Linked DNA regions of Mus musculus: region 2 is linked to region 1. The links are chromatin loops, found by intact Hi-C in ENCODE. Cell type or tissue: heart. All regions are shown on one strand. Each heading gives the region's core, and the rest is flanking DNA. Links, peaks and the distances in the headings are about the cores only. Region 1 overlaps Bach2 (BTB and CNC homology, basic leucine zipper transcription factor 2). Region 2 has its middle 7.9 kb from the start of Bach2.

Region 1 (5,378 bases), core at 238-5,237:
GCTCTTTACTCATAACTCCCAACTGGGAAAATACCTTAAAAAAAAACAACTTTAAATAAGGATATCCAAATATCCTGAAAATGAACTTTTTTTTTTTTTTTTTGAAATGCCAAACCTCAAGAACACCAGGTGGTCTCATTTTGGGTGATTCAAACCATTTCTGAACATGTTGTTAAAGATGCAGGTTGAGGTTCCCACCGTACTCAGGAGTGTTCCAGTATTTTGATGGAACTGTAGTTACTGAAGGAGAAAATCGGACCACAGTGAAAACCACGCTGGCCAGGATGCACTCTTCTGTAGTAAGCATCTGGTTTCTGGATGGCAGGAACCACAGAACTCACTCAACACATTTTAAAAGCAGCCACCTTTCAGTGTGGCACAGCTCTGAAAACCTCAGCTAAGCTAGAAAGTGTCCGGACAGTATTATTATTTTATTCTGTAATCAGTATGGAAGACCAGGGCTTAACAATTTCTAGGTTGCATCACCATTGTAGGGAAAATGTAAGCCAAATCAGAAGTCACGGCCAGGTCCTTGCCCATGTATGCTCCTTCCTGCTAATGCCTTATCTGTCTCCTCTCTCCCCATACTTCCATGATCTCTCTGGAGTGTCAGGGGAAGGTTGGAGAATCTCTGAGTGAACGTTCCTGACACAGTCTGTTTGAGAAGGGACTCTCTTCTTTCTGCCTTCCTTGTATGACTTCCAAAATTCCCTCAATCTCATCATTTTGGTACTTCTAGTTGTCTTCTCTAATCATGCTCAGCCTTGCTTTTGACTTCTAGCATTTACTGACGCTGTACTAAGTACTTAGGTGCACTTGGACCTGACCTCTCCAACAGCCCTACGACAATGGTACCTATGGAAACTGTGGAGGACAGAGTGGGGTGTCCATTGGCAGAGAATGAAGGAGCCAGGAGAAATCTCTATAAAGGAGGTGCCAATTCAATTGGTGCCTTCCTTTTTTGACCTGGGCAACAGACACTACTAGCAGACCACCATGTAAGAGCTGTTTTCCAGTGTTCTTTCATATCATGTGAATATTCCACAATCTCTCTCTAGATAATGAGTTCTTCAACTTAAAGTTTTGATGTGCCTCCTGCATGGACTATACTAGAAGTTTACTAAACATATGCACGGTGAAGACGATTCTGTAAATTTCAGAGGACGATAACATCAGCAAAAGGTCACATTTTCCTATCAAATCAAATACTACTCTACTGGACTGAAACCACTAGATCATAAAGAAATGCTCACTTTGTATTTTTTCTGCATGAATTCTGAATAAATTAGGTAACTTTTATAAATAAGATGTTACTAATTAACCAGCACAAAATATTACTTGAACATTCATTATTCTGGGTCATAACGTAAACTTGAAAGCAAAAAAAAAAAATTCTATCGTGGAGGAACTTAGACTGTGCAAACGGCACATGAAACAGGTGTCTCAATGTTCGCCCACACCATTGTTAAAGTTCCTGGGACAATAGATGAGAGGAAGAGCGTGAGTGTGTTCTCTAACATATTAAGCTGAAACAGAAGCAGGCTGCGTAATGAGAGGGCACAGAACTAACACAAATCAGTCACCGCTCTGCGCACACAGGGACCCTGACCTCAGTAAAGACACAAGAACAACCTCGTGGCTTTCTAGGAAAAGACCTTCCATAAACACCCGGAATGAGTGTCTTCCTTCTGTCTCGAAAGAGGCAACAGAACACAAAGGGCTTGGCACCTTGGGAAAGCCAGGCACTGCGCACGACACCACAGAGCAGAGCAGATGGGTGCTGAGATAGGACACACTCTGCCAGAGCTGCAGCTCAGAGGGCAGCAGCCTGCGAGCTCGTGGGAAAGTGAAGGCGCGGAGAGTGAACTCTGTAAACTGAACTGTCCTGTTCTCAGTCTGCTAAGTTGGAAAACTTTAGATTTGGTCAAGCCATCCTAGGTCAGCATGAGAAAGGAAAGGAAAGTAGGAAAGACGGTATGGTTAGCAGGCAAGATATTTTGGAAAGCAACACACGGTGAACTGGCAGGATTATGAAGCGCCTAAGAAGAAGCCATGTGATCAATAAAAAAGGGAGCAGGGTCAGCCTTCGGAAGACCAGTGATGTCCTGGCTCTCCTCATGAAGAGTGCGGGCTATAATGCTGTCCCTCCATCACCAGGGAAAGCCCTGTGTCCTGTCTCAGGCCCGTGTGCCTGAAAGGATGCACAACGTGGCCAGGCTCTGAAGAGCATTCACATTCCATCTTTGGGTGGGAAAGGTGCATAGTCCTGCTCCTCACCATGACATAGGCCAGCTGTTACAGGACTTTGTCTGGTGCATGTTAGGAGTAGACTATCAGAGGGGTTATTACTGCACTAGACTGGATAATGAGTAACCAGCATACATGGTTCTCTATGTCCTCAGGGAGACATTGTAAAAAGGGTAGTTATCTAGTGCTTTTTTGGGCAATGCCTCCCCCCCCCCCTTTTTTTTTTTCTGGGAAGCATTTCATCCCTTAGAAAGGATGCCAGGCTCATGTCTTCCCAGTGCCAGCACCGCCCCTCCTCACTCAGTCAGGCTGCACTGCAAATATGAAGAAAAGACTTTGTTGCTGGTTTCCCGTGGATCTTCTAATAAACCGTGCTGAGCTGGCTGGTGGCTTTGTTCAGCTGCTCAGACCCCCACCACCCAGTCGGTGCCAATTCTAAGAGCGTGCTCTTCTTGCTAAAGGCAGGCCAGGCCAGGAGAGGGAGCAAGAGAACACAAGATATTCCTATATCTGGGTCACAAGGAAAAGTCAGAGGGTGAGGTTGGAGAGGCAAACTGCCTCAAACAAACATGTAAAATTCAAACTGTGCTTTCCTGGGGGTGGGGAAGGGACTCTGAGCCTGTTGTTTGTCCATCACCTAGAGGATATTTTTTCTTAGCTGGTTACTGGAGGCTGGTTTTTAATGGTGACTGGATTGTACTGGAAGAGGATTTTATGAGTTGCCAACTTGACCAACAAGTAACCCCTTAAGACAGACAGACACTCTGTAGTTCTCCTGGCTCATTGTCACCACAAGGTACAGTGATTCTGGAGCGAAAGTGCCAAAGGAAGATATGTATGGATTAGGTTCATAGGCTGAGGTGTCACTCACCCAGGAAAGGCTATGTGTCCCCTACAGGGACAATGTGGGTGACAAATAACTTTACAAAGTAGAGTACAAATCACTTCCTTTAACAAATTCATTCCAGCCATCTTCTGTGGTTCCATTGTAGGGGTGGGGTGGGGCGGGGCAGTGTGTGTGTGTGTGTGTGTGTGTGTGTGTGTGTGTGTAGGGGCCGGGAGAGAGGGAGATATGCGCACATGTGCGTGCGCGCGCACACACACACACACACACACACACACACACACACACACACACCAAAAAAATGAAGAAAGAGTACCTCGCTAGTGAGGATCTGGACTAACGAGACAGGACAAGTCAGCAGATCTTACAAGCTAATAACAGGTAGGATGTAGTAAGAATAGAAAGCTGCTGGTGGAAGGGTATCTAACCCCGAGGGAGTGGTTCATAGGCTGCTGGAGCTGGCAGAAAGCAATGTGCAATGGCACAGGAGAGACTAGGGCACAGGGCTTGTGGGGCAGGACTCCGGCAGCAGGGGAGGAGGAACTATGACGCTGGAGAGGAGGGAGCAGACCCAAGACTGGAAAGGCCATTCTCAACCACAAAAGAGGTTGGCAGGCCATGGGGAGGCACTGCAGTGTGCCATGCAGGCGAGCATTAGGGAGATCACACTGACTGCATTTGGGGACCAGCCTAGGCAGGGACAAACCAGTTACGGAAGTCCAGGAGAGCTCCCACTGTGGTTGGAACACAGGCAGCACTGGAAGAACACAGGGAGGCCAGGAGGAGGAAGAGTTGGCAGTCGTAAGAACAACCTACCAGCCAGTTCAAGACCTTGGATGGCTAACGCAACTCCCCACTGCTCCTAGTTAACCAGAGTCACAACCTGGACACAGCACTTACGGAAATGAGTTCCAGCTGGAAACCATGTGGGCTATTTTTACCATGTAGTGGCTACAACAGGAAATATACAGAGATTCTCAAACAGCCAAGGCAGGCAGGTGATGGAAGACAGGGTGCAGTCCTGTAGCCTACAGATTTCTTGAAGGACCAGCCGTTAAGGTCAGTCACTCATTCTGTGCTCCAGGGACTGTCGGACACAGGAGCCGCACAAACAAATGAAGCAAAAGCTCCCATGGAACTCGAGGATCCCCCTCTTCCCTCTCTCAAAACTCCTGAGACAGGGTCTTACTGTTTAGCTCCGCTGCTGTGGGATGCTGGGTAAACCAGGCTGACCTCAGACTCAGGGAGACCCACTTGCTTCTGCCGCCCAGGTGATAAGATTAAAGCCATGTGTCATGAACCCGTTCTTAAACGAAAACATTATACAGATGAGCAGAATTTAGGCGAACTAGCACAGTGAGATGATATGTTGAAGGCAGCCATCGCCAGGGTTGAGAAGAAGGCAGGGGAGAGGCAGCTCTCCTGGGGCAGTCTGTGCCCCGGAAGCGTTTTCCACCAGCCGCTGTGTAGAATTTGACCTCCACACTGGGCTTTCTGTCTCATGCCTCCCTCTCCAAGGGAGGTGTACTGAATCCAGTAGGTCAGCCAGGGTGGTCTCCCATCTCAGGATGCTCTTGTCATAGCAGACCCCTAGCCATGTAGGGTGCCACCTGCATTGGCTTTAGGGACCAAGGACACAGGCAGCTCTGGGGTGTGTGTGGCCCTGCATAACACAATGATTACTGTCACATTCCTGAGGTGTCAGGTGTCTTTTGGGGGACCCTGACAGAAGTAGGTTTGTCTAAGTTTAGTTACCCAAAAAAGCAAGGTCTCCAGTAAGTGACCTGAATTGAAGAGAGGCATTTGTGGGTGAAATGAAAGAAACGTGGAGATGATTTATTCCAATTTCAGGTGTTTTCTCTTACCATTGTAAACTGCTCTTCAACTTCTTTTATTTTTTTTCTCACATCATTCCTTATATAAAACTACATTCCTAGTTTAGGTTCACGATGCCTTCTGTGTGGTTCCTGGGGACCATGAGCTACAGGGGATGCCGTTCCCCAAGGGTGTACAGCGGCCAGGCAGGAGACCCTGGACTTCATCTCCCCAGCTGTTAAAGCACAGACGATCTTATTTGCTTATTGAGTGTTAACTGTTTCCATCTCTGATGTGAGGATTCAGAACCTGGGCCATGGAGCCGGGCTGTCTGAGATGCTATCCCATGTCCTCGGTTGAGAAGCTGACATTGTAGCAATTTAATGAAACTTTTCCGCCTCAGTTTTCTTATTTGGCATGTGGCAATTTAGTATCACAATCCTATAGAGTCCATGTGCTAAATGTGTATAGG
Region 2 (5,378 bases), core at 80-5,079, 130 kb after region 1:
CATTTACATGTTTCAGGTGCAGGGACCTAGTTGTTCTGTCTGTGGAACTGTAGCTGGAATGCAGTTTCTGGGATACAGTGCTCAGACCATCGGTCCTTCTCTTCCTGAGCCTGAATTCACTCTGTCTAACAACCAAGGACGGTGTTTATGTTCCCAGATATAGCAAAATTCAGATGTTATCTATCCTATCCTAAAAGAGGTTGCAACCTGAACTATTTGTCACCAAGCGATTTGGAAAAAAGAGTTATAAGAAAAGGAGAAGTAACCAAAAACAAATGAGTGAAAACTAGCTAATCTGAACTAATTCCTAGACTTTCATTGACTCTGTAACTAACAGACACCAGTCTGTGGGTACAGCGTCTGTATTACTACCGTGATTTTCCTTTACTGAAAACTTCTATTAGGGACTGAGCTAGGGATTTTCAGTGTTATTAGCCCACTTGGAGGATAAAAGAACCTTGGCTCGGACACTCAAAGTGCCTTACCTAAGGGCACACCGCTGGACAAAGGGACTACCCAGGCTCACCCAAGGAAGCAGCCACCTCTTTCCTACACAACACTGATATTCACTACCAGTCAGAGAGTACGTTCCCCTCCTCAAAAAAATGGTGTTCACTTTTTCTGTGTACTCAGTAAAACAGCAAAGCAAGGTGGCAAAGCAGCAGATGCCATGGCAGTTTGTACACAAGCCGACTGCTTAGTTTGTTAGTGCTCATGCGTTGTGAAGCACATTACAACTTAGAGGTGTGTCCCCCCACTTCCCCTTCTGTTGTAGTTTCTTTTGAAAAAGCAGTATCATCATCTTGTCAGAGTTCCCTCGAGGAGTAACTGTAAGCATATGGTCCATGGTTGCTGAGTATCACAGGGAAAACCCATAATAGCAATCTCATCCTGAAATCCAGCCTCTAGAGAGGATCATCAGCCCTGGCAACGCCCACCCAGAAAACATCCGCAGAGTCGGTTCTCAAATGGCATCGGGGTATTAGTGCCCACGTGACTTCAAGGATACTATATCACACAGCCAGACATCAAGTTCACTGTGGGCTGCAAGCAGGCATACCTCTTAGGGGCTTCTGTCAACTTCATGAAGAATGTTTCTTCTTGGATCTTGGATGGTCATCAACAATGCCTTAACTCTTCCTCCTAGCTTCAGTACTTGGTCAAGTTGTAGAGATCTTTCTGCCTCCTCCTAAGATTTGCAGTCTTCTAAGACCTCTGCTATCTTTCTTCTAGAAGCCAACAGAGATCCTGCACAGTTCTGACCCTTTCTTGAGAGCCACACAGCCTCTCAGTCTCATCTGCAGACTGGCTTGCTTCGTGCCATCCAGGCAACACAGTTGAGCATCCGGATCCCACACTCACAAGTTTCTGAGCTGACCCTGTGGGGCCACACAAGGATGGCAGCTAAAGCAAGGAAAGGCTACAGGAAGTCATGCCGAGAGCCCTTAAAGACAAGTGAGGCGAGCGGCAGGTAAGAGAGGCATGAGGCAGCATGTCAACAGAAGATGCTACCGTGGACCCAACTGCTCCAGCAGAAAAAACCACGAACCATCTTTGCTCCTCACTGCTGGCTAGGCCCTCAGTACAGGCTGTCAGTTCTATCTTCACCTTACATCTCACATCAATCTACCCATCCTCGTCTCTACTTTATTTATCATCTGTGATTTCTCACCTGGCTCATTATTCCTACTGACACAGAAATTGGCCTGTCCTTTTTCTCTTCTTCCCTGGCTGGCAGGGCCCTCAGGATCTCTCTGGGTGAGACTGGCCACTGACAAGATTCTGAACGCTTAGTTCTCCTGCACAGAAATCTTCTCACATAAGATAAGTGGACCGTCGCCACTCTGTATTATCCTATGTTTTTGTCATAATAAAGTATCCAGAGTTTATAATTGGCCATTTTCATCATTTTAGATAAACAGTTTAGTGGTCATTAAGTACATTTCTGGTTGAGCAACCATCACCACTGTCCATCTACTGTAATGGGAATTAATGATCAAGACCAAAAATAAGACTTAAAGCAAGGGCCTGGAGAGAGAGGCACTTTGAGGGCTGTGCCTCATTTTATATAGAATCTCTCCTATAGATCAGGGCCTCCAGGACACACCCTTCATTTGTTTTCCACATTTGACACCAGAGCTGTAGGAACTCTGGTCTCCATATGGAAAAGGACCTTTGGATGCTTTTCTAGGTCATATACTAGTTATAATCACAGACACAAGCATCCCAGCCCTCCCGGTCTCCACTATCAAAGCATGACTGAAGCGGCGTTTCTTGGAAAGACGACTTGTTTACCCAACATGCTGCATCTAGACGGAGCTGGTTTGTCACTCACTTGTTTCTAAGCAGGGTTTCCTTCCGAGTGTTGACAAAGACCATAAAAAATGTCCTTAGCCATTCAGCATTTAATTCAACTCCACAATATATTTTTCTTCCTTCTTGGTTTAATGGCCTCAAACGTACCAACATCCTGCCTTTCCGAATCCTCTAACAAGTCCCATCAAATGCCAGGGCAGAATCAAACTGCCCTGCAGGCAGTGAGATCATGCACTAAGAATTCATTTTTAGTCCAAGACTTGGGAGTGCCAGACCACTTAGTGCAATGTATCACACGGCCAGAAAATTAGCCTGGCACTCTAAATAATGTTTTAACATTTCTCCTATCAAAGGTCCTTTTACAACCTGATGACTCCTTCCTTGGAAAAAAATTAACACACACAAAACTGCTCCATGTGGTAATCAAAGGTTCAAGGACCTTTTCAAGTCTATTAGGGGTCCTCTATGCATCTGTGAACTCCAGATTAAAATCTGTAGAAGAACTAGAGTTCATGTTGTTCCCAGGCCCCAGCACTGGCACTAAGGCCCCGGGCATCTCGGGGTGATTTCCTCTGGTGCTGTTTGCCTCAGCACTGGTTTGGCTTTAGGGACATCGCCACCTGGCTTCTGGTCAATCCTATTGTTAACATGGCTGCACCAAGTTAGCTGACAGTGTTGGGAACACCCGCTCCTCTGGTCAGTCTCTGCTGTGTTGGTCTAGCTGATGTTCTGTAGGCGCTACAGTCATCTTAGATCCAACTTAACTTCCTGTTGTTTTGTTGTTGTTTTTTTGCTGACATTGATTCTTTCCACCACTTACATCACTGAAAAACGTAAACCAAATTAAAAACAAACAACAAACAAACAAACAATAGTAACAACCCTCCCCCCCTTTGAATTTAAGGGTTTTTTGGTCTTTTGTTTTGGTTTTGTTTTATTTTTCGAGACAGGGTTTCTCTGTATAGTCCTGGCTGTCCTGGAACTCACTTTGTAGACCAGGCCTCGAACTCAGAAATCCACTTGTCTCTGCCTCCCGAGTGCTGGGATCAAAGGCGTGCGCCACCACGCCCGGCTCTGAATTTAAGTTTTACATTTTCTGCTCTTAAAAAGAAAAAAAATCATTTAGTCTTTCCTATGTTGCTTCTTGGGAGTATGCCATCTGCTCACTCTGACCACTGAGTGAGGCAATCTTTATTCAGTCCACACTAGGGTTTCTGCTCTTGAAGCAAGATGGGCTTAGCATTTACTAATGTAGTCTTTAAGTAAAGCAAATTACTGTCTAGAATACAAGCGGGATTCATTCAATCGGCTGAAGGCCTTTCTGAGGGAGAGCAGACTGTCTGCCTTTAGAGTCTAAACAGAGTTTAGACTTGTTAGCTTCCATATTGTCTTAATTTTCTCAACACTTTTCCTGTTGCTGTGATAAAATCTTCCTACCACTTAGTGCAATGTATCACACGGCCAGAAAATTAGCCTGGCACTCTAAATAATGTTTTAACATTTCTCCTATCAAAGGTCCTTTTACAACCTGATGACTCCTTCCTTGGAAAAAAATTAACACACACACACATGGAGCCCTTAAGCAACCTAAGGCTCAAAGGGTTCATTTTGGTTCACAGTTCAAGGATCCAGTCTGTCATGGTAGGTTTGAGCTGGCCATACTGCATTTGAAGTGGGGAAACAGAATGGTGACTGTTGGTGTGCAGATTACTCCCCCCCCCCGCCCCCCCGCCACCCCCCCTCTGTCCCTTTATGCAGTCCAGGACACCAAGCCCAGGGAATGTGTCCGCCCATACTTGGGGTGAGTCTTCCCACCTCAATTAAACCTATCAAGATAATCCTTCACATGCCTGGCCAGAAGCTAACCTAATCTATACAATCCCCACAGGTAGACCCATAGACTTGTCTCACAAATGATCCTAGATCCTGTCCAAGTGATAATATTGCCCTCCACAATAAACATGTGAACCAGTTCCTCAAAACACATTTATTCTCGTTTATTCTCGAGTCTTTCTTACACACACACACACACACACACACACCCTTCTATTTCTCTGGAGAACCTTGGTTAGTGTACTGGGATATACACTGATTCTTTAACATTTTGAACAACTGCTCAAAACGCTTCCCATGATAGTACTCTTTTACAATCCATCAGTAGGGTCTCCACACCCCCACAGGCATTGTGGTAGTCTTTCGGACGTTCATCTCACTGGGGGTAAGGTGACATCTCATTATGACTGTAATCTATATTTTCTAATGTTTAATGATGTCGAGTGTCGTTTCATGTACATATTTTCTGGAAAATGTTTTAATTCTTTGCTTGTTATTGAGTTATTTGCTTTAAGAGTGTTGAATTACAAAAATTACTTATATAGCCTAGATACTAAACCTTTGTTAGATATGCAAGTTGCACATATTTTATCTCATGAATAAGGTTTGTCTTTTTTACTTTCTTAATGGTCTTCTTTAAAAGCACAGAAGTTTTTAATTTTTACATGGTCACCCTTACCTGTTGTTCCCCCCCCCTTTGTCTCCTGTGGCTTTGGAGACAGTGTTTCATGCCCACACCGACCTGGAACTTGCTGTGTAGCTGGTCTCTATCTTGAGCGCACCCTTTCTCTAGCTACACACCCTACCCAGATAGGCTGCTTTCTTGTAGGAGTTCTCGAGATGCTGAATTCCACTGTACTGAGTTAATCGTTGTGTGTGGTGTGAGGTGGAGTACTATGCTGTCTGTTGAAGTGGCTCTGCAGTGTGACCTAAAATAAGGAAGTGTGAGTCCTCCAACTTTGTTCTTTAAGATAGAGCTATTCTGGGCCCCTTGCTTCTCCATATGAATTCTAAAAGCAGACTGGCAATTCCTGCAGAAAGAGCCAACTGGGCTTTTGATGGTGGCTGCTTTGAATATGTACAGTTTGGGTAGTATTATTATCTTAGTGTGTCCTCTGATTTATGAATATTGGATGTCTTTCCATTTATTTAAGTTTTCATAATTTCCGTACTGTTCTATAGTTTTTGGAGTTCAAATGTTGTATTCTTTCCTTATAGATTTTTGTTTA

What was found. Peaks named below come from ENCODE experiments on the same cell type or tissue, not always from the same donor. Only the 100,000 strongest peaks of a DNase experiment are listed, where the experiment ranks them.
Region 2: it touches region 1 in a loop (1.9-fold over the local background); 1 of 42 quality-filtered maps calls a loop at or near these places.

The regions. Positions count from the first base shown.
Region 1 is chr4:32,535,597-32,540,974 of GRCm38, reverse strand. All of the region lies in intron 2 of Bach2 (BTB and CNC homology, basic leucine zipper transcription factor 2), which reads right to left. Among named protein-coding and RNA genes, the nearest start is that of Bach2os, 33 kb to the left of the region's middle. In heart, for the core only: CTCF peaks have their summits at 2,711 (motif pointing right) and 3,730; a DNase peak (open chromatin) is centred at 2,704; H3K27ac peaks cover 2,431 bases.
Region 2 is chr4:32,406,832-32,412,209 of GRCm38, reverse strand. It overlaps a transcript of Bach2 not described here. Among named protein-coding and RNA genes, the nearest start is that of Bach2, 7.9 kb to the left of the region's middle. In heart, for the core only: a CTCF peak has its summit at 2,938; a DNase peak (open chromatin) is centred at 2,919.